Regions from separate parts of the Homo sapiens genome. Here region 2 is linked to region 1. A link is a contact called in ENCODE Hi-C or POLR2A ChIA-PET data. All regions are on one chromosome and are shown on one strand. Each heading gives the region's core, a stretch centred on a gene start or an enhancer-like site at or near the end of the contact. The rest is flanking DNA. Distances are from core to core; before and after follow the strand shown. Region 1 overlaps ICA1 (islet cell autoantigen 1). Region 2 overlaps ICA1 (islet cell autoantigen 1).

Region 1 (7,593 bases), core at 3,496-5,995:
TACACTGCAATAGCGTATGAACATGCACACCATTTCGAGTTGTTGGTAACCAGTTGCACATGTTATATTACAGCTGAAGATGGAAAAAGTATTTTATCTGCCTTAGACAAAGGCTCTACACATACTGCATGCTCAGGTAACCTAGATTAAGGAAAACTACTCAATTTTAATTATTTGACTCAAACTCCTCACAAAATGAAACTGACTTATAATTTTGTTTTCTTTCCTCTTCTCTAAAGGACCCATAGATGAACTATTAGACATGAAATCTGAGGAAGGTGGTAAGATTTATGTGTTTCTTTGGGATTATGATTTGTTTGATTTTTTAAATTACTCTTTTACATGTAAGAAAGTGTAATCTTAATCTTTTTAATAGCTTTGCATTCCAAAGGAAAGTTTTTTGGGTGACAGTCTTTATAAATGACCTCAAATATGCCCAAGCACAAAATAGTATGTGTAGACCTATCATCATTAGTATAATGAATTTCATAATGTTCAAACTACTATAGCTAAAAGTTATGTCATGGGTCACATGCTGTAGTAGAAAAAACATGGCTTTCAGAATCAGACACGTGGATTTAAAGACTGGTTTTACCATAAATGGCCTGTATTTTAAGTGATTTGCTTCATACTTAAACTCTCTAAGCCTGGGTTATTCTCATTTGTAAAATGGAAACAATAGCAACGGCCTTGGTGGGTTATTGTCAGAACTGGAGATCGTGTGTAAGGGGTCCTTGATGGCCTCTAACACAGGGTTATGTCAAATGGTCATGAGTTGAGATAGTAGGACTAGTAATGTTTTGTGGGTGATTTACTGTAGTAAGTCTCTACTGACCCTTAGGTAGATGCAGAGGGAGAGTTTGCTTAGTTAAGTCGCACACCTGAATTTACCAAACCTAAAATCACTTATGAAATAACCTCCCAAAAGAGAATCCAGAACCATGGATTTGAGTGAGAATGTAGAGTGTTAAGTAATCCTAAGACATTGAGAGGGTTCAGCCTAATTATAGCCTTAGCTCTCCATCTGACCAAGGGTTTCCTTTTAATGATGTACCAAGAGTCCAAAATACACCTGAAATTTAGAGCCAAACTCCAGAGCATCCCATGCCCTGGTGGTTGGCATGCAGCCTGCCCTGGCTTTACAGATTTCTCACAGGACTACAGACTGGCCGAAGTTATCCTGCAGGCCCCAGTCAACCAGGGCAGACAACTCAGTTCAGTCTGGGCTTGATGTTGATTTAATTTACAGAGTGTGCAAGGAAGAGAGTCTCTGGAAGACAGAGGACATTGGTTAAAGTTTTGTCAAAAGTAGAAAGGCACCGCACCTCTAGCATTAAGTTTTCAGGGTTTAGGGATATAAACTTGAGGACAGATATCTGCTTTCCCTGTTACTGTCTTACGACAGGTAGCATACTATGCAGTACTGTGTGAATGCCCATGAATATTTTATCAAAATGACTAATCATTTATAAATATTGAAATCATACCAGGTAGTGGAAGTAATAAGCAGTTAATGTAGATTGCCATACATGGTGTCCATTTTTGTAAAACATTTTCCTCTTTGGCTTAAGAACAGATTATTTTGATAGAATAAAGGTGTCTTTCACAAATTATTTTTTGGAGGGGATAAATATTTTATTCTTACCAAAGTCAGGTAAAGACAATAATAGAACAAACCTAGGTACCCACCACCCAGTTTCAACAAGTCTTACCAGTAAACAAATGTATTTATAATCCTTCACGTGCTTTAACTTACTTTGATAGGAAGGCTGTTATTCCTTTCATTCCCAACATCTTGTTTATATAATTTGCTCTTTGCTTTTATTATCACCTTCTTTAATTTTATTATTTTAGTGTTTGAATTTGACTAGGTAGTACATTCACACTGGGACAAAAGCCGACTTATAATAAAAAAATACACAGTAAAAGAATCCTCACTCTCATTCCTCTTCCTTAACCCCCTCCCTATTCTAATACTTCCATCCCCCAGTGTATCTTAGTGTTTGTTTACCCAGACACAGCAAATACGAGTCTGTATTTTGTTTCCCTCTTTCTAAAAAAAAAAAAAAGGTTCTTGGCTTTAGAATTTAATTTTTTTTAACTTGGCGGTAAAGGTACAACCCTAACCCAGTAGTCATGCATTTTTTCACAGAATTAAATCAGAAATGGCACTGCCTGCGATAGATGCTTACTTTTATAAACTTCCTCGAAAGCATGTGCCAAGATATGTTGGAATGAGATTGACACTTGTCTGCTTATTTAAAACAACTTTCATATTTCATTGGTTTATAGTTAGGATCTTTGTTAGTTTTGTAGACTAGCAGTCCATACCCCCTTTTTTGAGCACTCTATGTAATTGTAAAGATAGGGATATTAATGTGCTGGTCCCTTAAAATGTGTAGTTGTTCTCAGGCAGAAGTATTGGTTTGCACATTGTCTCAGTTAAAGTCAATGTCACATAATTTGTCTTTTCTCTTTCTCACTGCCAACCCACACAGCCCTTCTTCAGGCATGAGCAGGGCTGCCCCACTGTCTGCCTCTGCTTCTATGTTGTCAACCCACAGGGTAGCGTCGGCTTAAATATTAACGTGGTCGGTAGAATAAAAATATTCTCTCAGTGCACAGAGAACTTGTGGTGACTGAAGAAAAGAACACTCATTAATTTGTTGACTTCAAAATGTGTGCCCTTTGGAAAACTGCTGGAAGGCCCAAATCCTGAATTAAAATGCTGATTACAATATGCACGACATTAAACAGTCAAGAAATAAAAAGAGCTTAATCCAGGGATGGCTGACTTTATAGGACTTGGGGACGATAAGCTCTAGCACCCTGCTGCTTGGGGGCCGGTTCACTCCCTGTGGTAATTCTGTTAGACAAGTAATGGCTAAGCCGTGGTACAATGTTATCAAAAAGCAGACCGCTCGTGACAACAGCAACGATTCTCAAAGAGCCATTGCCCAGAAAATCACCCCCATTCAGTGTCGTAATGACATTGGCTTTCTCCTACTAAATAGCTAATATAATGGAAAACCAATATTTGACCACAGTTTATAAAACTATTTTAAGTAAAAAAGTTAGTGACATTTTGAGACACGTGAAAGTGGCTCTCAAACTGCCTTATGACCACATGTGGCAATCTGACCTCAATTCGTTAATTATAACATGGAGAAATCTTTGTGTTTCCCAAAATTGGGCCAAGAAAAATGAATAGCAGATACCTGAACAAAAAAGTGGTGTTACAAAGCAGAAGACAGTTCAATGAATTCAACTCACCTAAGTCTCATAAGTTGGCCTTACCCAAAAGATCCCTCTCCAGGACAAGACTAAGCCAATTAAAACAATTTTAATTGTCTATATTCTAAATAAAATGTTTATCTCCTGCTACCTCCTTGGTTACTACTTCTAGACTTGTGATTCTAAATTGTGGTCACATGTCAGAATAATAGCTCATTCAGTAGGTACCATAGGTGTGGGTGAAAACTTTTAGCCCACAGCAGTCATACATGTTTACCTCTGAGTTCCTCCTGAGTCACTCAGAATTGTCTCCTGCAGTTGTCCATATATTACTGACTAGGGATCTGACTGCTTCCTCGCATACGAAGTGGCAAGTTCTAAAAAGCGCCTTCTCTTTTCTCATGAACTTTCCCTCCTCTCTGTCTTCCTCAGCATCCTGGGATGTACTGCTGGCTTTGGTACATTTTTTTTTTTAACCAAATACTGTTCTTAGCTGATCATCCTGTAGCCTGTAGTGCTCTCTATAGATTTACCCTTATAAAGATTTCTATAAAGATTCTGGCCGGGCGCGGTGGCTCACACTTGTAATCCCAGCACTTTGGGAGGACAAGATGGGCGGATCACTTGAGGTCAAGAGTTCGAGACCAGCCTTGCCAACATAATGAAACCCTGTCTCTACTAAAAATCCAAAAATTAGCCAGGCCTGGTGATGGGCATCTGTAATCCCAGCTACTCTGGAGGCTGAGGCAGAAGAATCGCTTGAACCCGGGAGGCGGAGGTTGCAGTGAACCGAGATTGCACCACTGCACTCCAGTCTAGGCAACAGAGTAACACTCTGTCTCAAAAAAAAATAAAAAAAATTCTATAAAGAGTCTATAAATATTTATCCCTGCCCTAGGTTTTATGTTTTTCAGTAAGATTACTTGTCTTCTAACATCTACTGGTGAAATGGAGTAGCAAGCTTAGGGATCATGAACAAGAATTTTTTTTTTTTAGTGCCTACTCAGGGTCCAGTGCTGTTGGTTTGTTGTTTGTTTTTTGTTTTGTTTTGTTTTTCAGGGAGTAGGAGTTGTTTTTCCTCTCTCTGTTCTTATTATAATCTATATCATTTTTCATCAGAGCGAAGTTCTTAGAAGCAGTGTTCTTGAGTTCCAAACAAGTACAGTTTGTTATAATATAGAATATGTTTTTCTTGTTAGCCATTTTCGTAAGGTGTTTTCCTCCCTATCTTCCCCCTACTCTCTTTGGGCGATGTGAGGATAGTGTTGGTGTTTGGGGTTTTTCATCTGTACTGCAAGCGTGTGGCCTTTACGATTAGTCATAATGTCCAGAGTGGGGACGAGGGAGAAAACCAGAGAGATGGAGTCTTCCTGTTTCACACGCAGATGAAGGTAAATTAAGTGACATTTATCTGCCAGCTTTTCTGTGCTCTCGTTTTCGGTCTATGTAGTTATGTTTCCTTCCATCTTCTGTGTTCTAATTTATGCTGAGGTCATGAAACTCAGTATGAGTTCAAAAATACCACCTGAGTGAGCTGTCACCAATTTCCCACACCGTGTCTAAACTTAAAAGAGCTTCCTCTCTATGTGAGTTTTCACACAGATATTGCTCATTGGTTCAGGATCAGTTCTCCTAGGGAATGTTCTCCCAGGGGCATAGGGTTTTTATTTTTGAAAACTTGGGCAGTACAGGGCAAACATGCTGAATGGATCTGTCATCTCAGCCTTTCTGCCACGGTGCCTGCATGGTGCCTGGCTGCCAGTGGAGCCATCTGACCTTAGAAACCCTCAACACTTTACAAAAGCTTAAATATTAATTTATACATGAGATCCTTAATAGGTTCTGAAGTAAAAGCAGAGTGCTACAGTGAGAAAACACCTTGACTGTGAGTTGGGGTCCCTAGCAAGATTGTCTGTAACTAATAAATTTTGTGTCATTGGGTAGGTTATTTAACCTGGGTCTTTTTCCTTATCTGTAAAGTGAGTTAGAGGAGATGATCTCTAAGATTCCTATTGGTTGCAAAAAAAAAAAAAAAAAAAAGTATGATTTTTCTCACTGGGACAAATCATCAGGTTCCCAGAATATGTTTGAGCAATGGCAAGTAGAGAAGTTTTGCCAAATTGAATGAAGGCTTTCCAGATGGCTATATTGATGGGTAGCTGAAAGGGCTGCATTCGTGCTTGACTGCAGACATCCTGAATACCACTAGACAGAGTGTTACTTTAGCCAGTAGTCAGGGAGCCACTGAAGGCCTTTGAGTAAATGAGTAATCTCACAGCCAGCCTGTCTAACTTTGCTTTCTGTTGCTTATAAAACAGAATACTGGCACCTGGATAATTTATAAGGAAAAGGGCTCATGCCTGTAATCCTAGCACTTTGGGAGATCAAGGCAGGAGGATCACTTGAGACCAAGAGGGCAACAAAGTAAAACCCTATCTCTACAAAAGTTTTAAAAGTTAGCCAGGCATGGTGGCATGTGCCTGTAGTCCCAGCTACTCAGAAGGCATTCAAGCCTGGAGTGCTATGGTTGCACCACTGCACTCCAGCCTGGATGACAGAGTGAGACTCTATAAAGAAAAAACAAGAAAAGAAAAGAAAGAAATGGAATTTATTTCTTAGAGTTATAGGGGCTAAAATGTCCAATTCTGAGGGGACACATCTGGTGAGGGCCTTTTTTGCTGAGTCCTAAGGCGGCTTAGGGCATCACATAGTGAGGGGGCCGAATGTGCTCCCTCAGGTCTCTGTTCCTCTTCTTATAGAAGCTACCAATCCCACTCCCATGATAATCCATTAATTCATTAATCCATGAATGGGTTAACCCATTTGTGAGGGCAGAGCCCTCATGACCCAATCACCTCTTAAAGGCCGCACCTCTCAAGCTGCCGCACTAGGGTTTAAATATCAGCATGAGTTTTGGAAGGGACAGATATGCAAACCATAACACAGACTAAGCAAAGATACACAGTAAGAGGGTTCCTCTATGGAGCACCAGCAGCTTCACCAATGGGCAAACCCAGAAGGGCTCCCAGACAGGAATTTGCAAATGGAGTTCCAGAAAGAACTTGGAATTGGAGGTAGAGATTGGAGAACCTTCTGAGGTGACATTGGAACCCTAAGAATAGAAAAGATCTTCTATAGAGAATGTAGGGAAGGTATGATGGTTTGGGATGAAACCTTAAGGGCAGCCAGAATAGGAGGAGGCAGTGGAGAAGGTACTGTCAGGGAGATGGGAGGTCATCCGAGAGAGCCGCCTCATGGGGACTCCCAGGAGATAGCAGCATTTCCAGGCTGGGCAGTGGTACAAATGATGCTGTACAGGTAAAGGCCTGGGAAAAGAGCCTCAGAACTGGCAATGAGGATCTCACTGCTGACCTTCAAGAGAGCTATTTCAGTATAGGGTGGGGGCAGGAACTTAATTACAGGCAGCTGAGAAAAGAGTAGAGCCAAAGTAGAGTATGTGGTTGTGGAAGGAAGAAGAAACCAGAACAGTAACTTGAAAGTGTGAGGGGAGGGTGGAGAGCAACATCAAGTGAAGGCTGATTATTGTTGAGATAGGCACACATCTCCTGCGGCTAGGGGAAGGAAGCATTGGAAAATGAAAGACTAAAGGTGCTGGATCTGAATAATGGTGGGAACAGAGCAGGCTTCAGGAAGGAGGGGAGGGCATAGAGAGGGCTTATCTTAGAAAGGAGAGGCAATGCCTGCAAGGTCACGGAGTTGGAGACAGGTGAGGATGTGAGTACGTCATGTCTGTTGGCTCTTATTTTTGCAGCAGTGTCTGTAGTTAGGTTATCTGGTAAGCAAGTAAACACAGAGACTTGGGAGCCTGCAAGAGAGTGAAGGGAACTTGGTGTAGCATCTGTGGGTTTGGCACCTGAGAGATCCTCAACCCTTGTTCATCCTTTAACACAAAAGCAGGATTGGGGCACCATAACCCAGAAGCAGTCCACATCTGCATGGGTGGAAGCCCTGACTCCAGTTGGGAGTTTCTTACTAGAGTTTCTCCCAAAGAGCTTATCACATCTCTGCATGTGTCTCCATTATCTCTCAGTTGAGTTGAATTTTTTTCAAAGAAAATGATAGCATGATTCTCAAGAGCCAACTGACTATAGAGCTATTTCTCAAGTCTCAACTTGTCTGGTTACAGACCTGAACCCGTCCTTTTCTACTTGTAGTTAGATTTTTCTTACGTGTTATGTGTAATAATTTTAAGCATCTTAATTATCAGTGCAATAATTGGGAGGTTTTTGTGTTTTATGGTTCAAGTCAGTGCCAGTTTCATTGCTTTTAGCTAAGTAGTAAGTTCTCTTAAAAGAGAAAATGTGCACTGTGTGGCCTGTTAGCTGTTGAATAATCAAG
Region 2 (7,593 bases), core at 2,345-4,844, 56 kb before region 1:
GAGGAACAGTTCTGGAATAGTTCTGTTCCAGGCATGAAATATCATCAAACCTGTTACCAGTTTAAGGGGCAGAGATTTTAAAAAATCATTTTATCTATGAAGATAACCATATAATTTTAATTGGCCACATATGGACAGAGACTGAAAGTGAACTTGGAAAATGAAAAGAATGCTGTTAGGACAGAGGCAGTTGAGGTAATTTGTTTGCAGCCACCACAGGCAAACACAGAAACTCCATCTATCACAGGCTCCTTTCCTGTGACCTTCTTAGAATATCTCTGTTCCACATAAAATCATCTCCTCTTTTCTTTATATTGGTTTTGGTCTCTCTGTGTTAGCTCTTCTGCTTAGATATGTTATTACTCAAAGGTTTGTTATGGGAGCAGGCAAAGTATAATGTAATAAATGAATAAATAAGCAAATGGAACAAAAGACAGTTTTTTTCATGTCATATCTGGCCAAACTCTAACTTCGGTATGATATCACGCAATGGCAGAATCTACAGAGGGAAGGATTTGAAGGATAGAATGCTTTTGCCACCACCATTTTCTTACTGATTTTGACAACAGGACTGACTTTGAAAATGAATATATTGACCTCTTTGATTTAATGTCATTCCTGGTCCCTTGGAATTTTCAACTCTAGTTAGCAGACGTCGTCTCTTTTTGCAGAAGCATAGGTTAGCAGTTCTGAAACTATTCTTCGTGCATTCCAGGATTGAGCAGATAAGTTGTGGACAGTGGGAGCCAGGTTTTGCACTTTAGGAGAACGGAGCTACAGTTGTGGTAAAAGGATGAGATAGAACTCTGCGGTATTGGATTCAAATTGGAGATATGGATGTAAACTCCTGATTTCTGATACATACACACATACATGCATGCATACATACATGTGTGTATGTGTTTAGATATATGTAAACTAATGTAGCTGTGCATGGATTATAATACATATATGTGTATGTGTGTTGTGTCTGAGAGTACTTGTGGATATGCACACATTTGTTTACATATACATATAAACATTTCCCAGCTCAGTCCTCTGAGATGACCTTGAAGCAGTTTCACTCTAGTAGCAGTGAGCATATCTAGAAACCAGATCTTTGTTTCTACATACCCTCCACTAAAAGGAACTAGGGCTTTTTGGAGAAATGGTTAAATTCAAATTTGAGGCAGGTAAAGTAGAATAGAGCCTGGAACATCATGTCATGCCAAAAATGAAGAAAGTACCTGCAGAATAAGGGGGACTTGTCAAAATGACGCTGGAGCCAGCCCAAAGAGGCTCCCATTCGCCAAATATGGGATCATTTAAGCGTTAAAATAAATTACTAATTTAAATAAATAATTTTAGTAAGTGTAATACTATTGAATAAAGTAAGAATCCATGAGCTACTTTGATATAAACAAACAAAGGAGAACAAATAAAGTAGAAAGCCAACCAATAAATGTAGAATGTTGAAAATCAAAAATCATATTTTGCAAGCCATCATAAACATAATTGATTCAGTCAAGAATCATCTATGAATATGAAAACTAATGGATGGAAGTTTAATGAGATATAGGATCTTTACGTTGTCTTTACATTGTTTCAAATTATATTGTATTATTTACAATGGGTGAAATAGTAACTCAAATGGAGAAACCTGGCAAACACCATCTTAACCAAAAGATTAAAGTTAACATCGCTAGTGGTGGGACTAACCAACAGCATGTGCCACATGATACCATGCACTGAGGAAAAGCCGGAATGACTTTTGTTATACTGTTAGAGGTGTATAACCTTAATTTAAGTGTGAGGACACATCAGACAACCCAAAATGTGGAACACTCTCTAAAATACCTGCCCTGAAAAAAGACAGACCCAGGAACTTCCCAGATTAAAGGAGACTGAAAAAACATGACAACTGAATGCAGTGTATGATTTTAGATTTTCTTTTGTTATAGAAGATATTATTGGGACAATTGATAAAATCACAATAAGGTCTGTAATATTAGATAACATTATTTCAATATTAATTTCCTGATTTCAATAATTGTACTGTGGTTATGTAAGAGAGTTCCCTATTTTTAGGAAATATATATTGAATTATTTAAGAATAAAGGAACTTTCTGTCTGCAATTTACTCTTAAACAGTTTAGGAAAAAATCTATGTGTGTTTGTATTTAGAAAATGAAACAAATGTAGTAATGTTTGGGTGAATTAACATTTTGGGAATCTGGGTGAAGGGTATCCAGGCATACAAAGAATTCTTGCAACTTTTCTAGAAGTCTGGAATTATGTTTAGTGTCTTTGTGATTTGAATTTTAATACGTTTCTTTATAATGTTCAAATTAAGAAATTAAACATCCAGTATATGAAAGAAGGAATGGCACTGAAAAAAGTGACATTAGTAGAGGTTTATATTGTGTTATAATATTATACAATATTATAATAATATGTAATATTACTATAGGCAATATGTATTATATAACACATATATACAGATGCTTCTTGACTTACAATGGAGTTATGCCCCAGTAAACCCATCAAGTTGAAAATATCCTAATCGGAAATGCATTTAATACACCAAACCTACCAAACAGCATAGCTTACCACAGGCTACCTTAAATGTTTTCAGAATGCCTACATTAGCCTACAGTGGGGCAAAATCATCTAACACAAAACCTATACTATACTACAGTGCTTAATATTTCACAGTAATTTATTGAACACTGTACTGACAATGAAAAACAGAGTGGTTGTTTGCGTACTTGAAGTACAGTTTCTGCTGAATACATGTTGCTTTTGCATCTTGGCAAAGTCAAAAACTCTAAGTCAAACAATCATAAATCAAACCATGGCAAATCCAGGACTGTCTGTACAATATTACAATACTGTATTTATGTTGTAGCTATTGTGATATAATTAGAATTATGTGCCAGCATGATTCTTTGCAAATTCAGTGAGACCTGGTCAATGTCTTTCAGATAAATTACCTAAGACTAGATGATAGCAGGGACATTATACATCAAAATAGTGATTTCAGTTACTCTCGTATAAAGTGGAGGGCAGGAACGATGGACAGCTATCATCTTAAAAGCTTATTGGAGTCAGACGATGGTTCCTCACATCTGCTGACCTGTAACTATGGAATAAACAACTCTGATGACCATTTGTTCATTATCATACTGGAGTCATGTTCCTGAGGAATTCCAGGGCAGTAAAAATTTAGAAGCTAAATGTTTAACTTTCCAGAATGTTTAATTTTTCTGCACTAAGTCAAAGCAAGGCTCATGGAAGCAAACTTCCTTGTTCCCTAAACACTCAGCCCAGAAAAATTGAGAGATCACACATGTAACCGTGAACTTTGCACTGTTAGATTTATAAACTTCACAAACCAAAAATAGTTTCTGTTGTTGATCCAAAAACCTCCATTCTAATGACAAACTTATGGTGGCTAAAAACCTTTTAAATGTTAGATTGAGTTCCTGCTTTGTCCCTCTGCATGTGATTGAGCCAGGTTAAGTTGATTTGAACCTGAGAAAAGAAACACATTGCCTCTGTAGGGTTTTCTAAGCCATCTGAATTGGTACTAAACCATTTCTGTGAGGTGTTAGAATCCTGCAGGGGGCACCAGAACATTCCAATGCAGTTGAACACATTTCATTAAGTCCAGAAGAGCTAACTGTATTACCTTATTATAATTGATTTCTCTACTGTAACGTTTTCAGTTCCATTAATATTATTTTTTTGTACATTTACTTTTACAACATTTGTGAGTTTATGGAATGTTTCTGCCTCTCTGAGGAGGCAGAGGAAGGAAAGAGATCATCTCTTGGATGAGTCCTTAGAAACTACAGCCATGTCTCCTCTGGGTAAATATGAAAGGTTTCAGCCCACTCGGAGAGTAAGGACTTTCCAAATGTTCCTAATCTGACTGCGGAAAAAAAAAAAACTGGAAGAAACTGAGAATTCAATTTACTTTCTTAGCCTTAAGGCTGTGTATAAGCTACCCTGTTATTATCATTATTAATAATAAACACAGTGAATGTCAGACAGGCACTTCATGGTAGATTTTTATATGAATTTTGTGCAAAAGTAAAGGGTTGCCAGGCTACTGCATAATATTACTCAGTTCTGGTCCAGGAGTACAAAATTCCACCAGGCCTCCTGAGCCCGTCCCTCCAATTAGTGGCTTACTTCATTACGAATAAAGAACCCTCATTACTGTGGGCCTTCAAGTGAAATAGGATCCCCTACCTCTTGAAATCCGCCTTTCTAAGTACAGACAGTTCCCAACTTACAAACAATCCACTTAAGAACCACCAAGGCATTCAGAGGCTGCTGTAGGCTCCTGCAGCTGCTGCCTGGGCCCCCTGCCCAGCCCCCCTGCCCAGCCCCCTCCCCACACTCCTGGTCTGCTCAAGGGAGCGCTGCCTACCCCCCTTGCAGAGCCAGCTGCCCACCTGCCCCTCGGACTGCAGGCTCGGAGCTGGGGGTTCAGTGAGGCCTCAGAGCTACCGCTGGTTTTATAGTTGAGCTCAGCTATGGGGTAAATAGGCTTTTGTGGCCTGGCCTGGGAACCGAACCACCATTTAAAAAAAAGAAGAAGAAAAAACCTGCCTCCATGGGAAAATGTATTCTGCATTCCCAATAGCCAGCCAACAAATGTTAGAATGACTGTGGGGGCTGTCTTCTGTCTTCATGCCCCTAGCAGAGCGAGGAGGCGAAAGAATCCGCCTGTGTGTTCTGGGTTCTGGGTCCAGCTCTAGCACTAAACCCAACATAGGACCTTAGTAAGCCCTTTAACCTCTGTGTATCACATCATCTGTAAGACAATAGGATTGTACTAAATGAGTTATAAGCCTCCTTCTAGTATAATGACCCCAATTGATCAAAGCTCTACCCTCATTTTATTCATTCAGAGGCATTTTACTCAGGGCACATGCTTTGTGCAGGCTCTGGGCTTGGTGGGAATACAGTCAAATAATACAGATCCCAGCACTCACAGGGTGCAGTGTTTACTTGGGGAGACAGATCTTTAAGTGAATGTTCATAAGTGCTATGATTGCAATGGGCACTGGGTTCTGTAAAAGCTCAGGAGGGTCTGAATCAGATGAAGTCTTTGCAGAGGGGTTGGCTCGCGGGCTCACTCCCCTGATTTCTATTTTAATTGACTCCTCTCCCAGGGTATCAAATCTGGTTCACTGGGAAGCATAGCTTCTGCATCTACCATCCTAACAGTTTGGCATGGTCCCCTGGCCTCATCAAGGAAAGTCTTGCCCTCCTCTTTGCGTCACTGAAAGATAGAATACAGGGATGCTCCCACCAAACCATAGTCTTGATTCCTGTAAGTACTGCCCTGAATGCTTGCTTCTTCTCTGCCCTAGGGAGCCATGGCCAAAAAAGGTTCTCTCTTGCTCTCCTTGGGGCCTTCCCTGCCCTGAAGAGAGGCAGGATTGGCAGCAACTCTGGTACTCCCAAGTTTAAAATATTCCTTACCTCCCAAAATATTTCTGAAGTCCCAGCTACCTCTTGCTGTCCTATATTTATAATGCCCTAATTATAATTCTACCAAAAATCCCTTCTAGGCTTCCACCCTTACTCCACACTCACTTTTAAAATAGTAACAATCGAAGTGATTCAAAGAAGTCACCTGTCATTTGGAAGGTGGCATAACAGAGTGGTTCAGGTTGGAATCTTGACTCTGTGCCTTGATATCGGACATTATGAAATTATGTCGGTATGAAGGTTCCTGGGCAAGGAAGCGACCATGGAAGAGCAGTTTTGAGGAGAGTTAATTTTGGTAGCTCTGTGTAGGATGCTACAAGAATGGAGAGGAGGGAAAAGATGAGAGATTTTCAGCGTAGAAATGATGAAACTTAGAAACCAAATAAGTGTGTCATTATGCAATGTGAACTTATATAACTTTCCTGTACTCTCAAAGTATCTTATTTATTTTGGTTCTATGAAAGCAGTTTGATAATTATAACTGGAAAATCTTTTCTTTTCATATAAATAACAAAACACCCCAAGAAAACATTATCTAAGAGTTTTTCCAATCCCCATTCCATTATGTTCCCTTAGGATGCCTTTAGCGTAAGAAACAGCCTGGTGCCTTGGTGAGGAACTCAGTCTCTGCAGTGAGCATCTCCTGGGTTCAAACTGTGGCTTCCCCACTTCGTAGCAGTATAATCTCAGGCAGGTTTCTTAACTTCTGAATATTTCAGTGTCTTCATCTGAAAAATGGAGACACAGTCAAGTACCATATAATGACATTTTATGATGGTGGTCCCATAAGATAACAATGGGGCTGACAATTCCTATTGCCTAGTGACATCTTGATGATACTAAATCTGTGCAAATCTGGGCTAATGTGTGTCTTAGTTTTTAACAAAGAAGTTTAAAAAGTGAAAAAAGTTAAAGATAGAAAAAAGCTTATAGAATAAGGATATAAAGAAATCTTTTGTACAGTTGTACAATGTGTTTGTGCTTTATGACAAGAATTATTACAGAAGAGTCAAAAAATTTAAAAATGTTTAAAGATGTTTATAAAGTAAAAAAGTTACAGTAAGCTAAGGTTAATTTATTATCAAAGAAAGAAAAACATTTGTTATAAATTTAGTGTAGTCTAAGTGTAGTGCTTATGCAGTCTAAAGTAGTGTACAGTAATGTCCTGGGCCTTCACATTCACTCACCACTCTCACTCACCCAGAACAACTTCCAGGCCTGCAAGCTCCATTTGTGGGAAGTGCCCTACACAGGTTTATCATTTTTATCTTTTATGCCATATTTTTACTGTGCCTTTTCTATGTTTAGATATGTTCAGATACACAAACACTTATCATTGTGTTACAATTGCCTACAGTATTCAGTACAATAACATGTTGTACAGGTTTGCAGCCTAAGAGAAATAGGCCATCTCATGTGTAATATAATGCTTTGTAATATAATATATACTTTGTAAAAAAGTATAGGTGTGTAATAGGTGCTATATCGTCTAGGTTTATTTAAGTACACTGTATGATGTGTGAACAAGGACAAAATCACCTAACAACATGTTTCTGAGAACATGTCCCCATCGTTAAGTGACACATAAGTGTAATCACGTCAAGCTCATAAGATTCTAATGAGGATTAAATCTGTAATATTTGTCAAGTTCTTAGAACTGAGTGTGGTCCATATTAAGCACAACATAAACATTCTTGTTGCCCAATTTTAAGTGTTTGATATATAAAATAAATGCAAAACAAGATAATAGCCTGTGTGCTATACTGAGATATTGAATAGCTTATCTTTTGAGAAATGGAGACAACATTACTGGAATAAGAATACAACTCTAACTAGTTTTCATATTTCCCCTTCTCAGTGGCACGTTGAGGCCCTGTCACTTATATGTAATGGAACCCATCAAATTGAGTACATTATGCATGAAAGTACACTTGTGATATCTTACCCTGATCTGCCCCTTTTCCTGCCCTCCTTGTTTTTGTTGACCTCAGCTTGAAATCTTAACTTTAGATTCAGCTTCACTTTCTTCTTTTCTGACCCATTTATTTGGTTTCAAAATCTCATCATTTCTTCCCTGGAAATCTCTCTGTCATCCATCCCCTGTCT

What was found. Hi-C counts contacts between places; a loop is a spot of excess contacts on that map. ChIA-PET counts read pairs that join two places held with the same protein, here RNA polymerase II (POLR2A). Pooled maps may share reads with other maps.
Region 2: a map of GM12878 shows a loop between it and region 1 (5-fold over the local background). The contact joins two enhancer-like sites. A Hi-C loop is called at or near these places in 9 of 168 maps with a recorded cell type or tissue (CD4-positive, alpha-beta T cell, CD4-positive, alpha-beta memory T cell, GM12878 and 5 more), 26 of 37 single-sample maps with no recorded cell type and 15 of 50 pooled maps. POLR2A ChIA-PET finds 5 or more read pairs at or near these places in 13 of 52 experiments (CD4-positive, alpha-beta T cell, CD4-positive, alpha-beta memory T cell, CD8-positive, alpha-beta T cell and 9 more).

Annotation. Positions count from the first base shown.
Region 1 is chr7:8,131,528-8,139,120 of GRCh38, reverse strand. It overlaps ICA1 (islet cell autoantigen 1), which reads left to right. Exons shown (of 14, transcript NM_001136020.3): 11 at 74-136; 12 at 240-281. Among named protein-coding and RNA genes, the nearest start is that of ICA1, 130 kb to the left of the region's middle. RefSeq lists an enhancer at 4,568-4,697 and a silencer at 5,408-5,457. Within about 2 kb of position 4,745, at least 5 of the 41 ENCODE cell types and tissues checked have a DNase peak (open chromatin) inside an H3K27ac peak, as active enhancers do.
Region 2 is chr7:8,186,557-8,194,149 of GRCh38, reverse strand. The region is part of intron 6 of ICA1 (islet cell autoantigen 1); the gene reads left to right. Among named protein-coding and RNA genes, the nearest start is that of ICA1, 72 kb to the left of the region's middle. Within about 2 kb of position 3,594, at least 2 of the 41 ENCODE cell types and tissues checked have a DNase peak (open chromatin) inside an H3K27ac peak, as active enhancers do.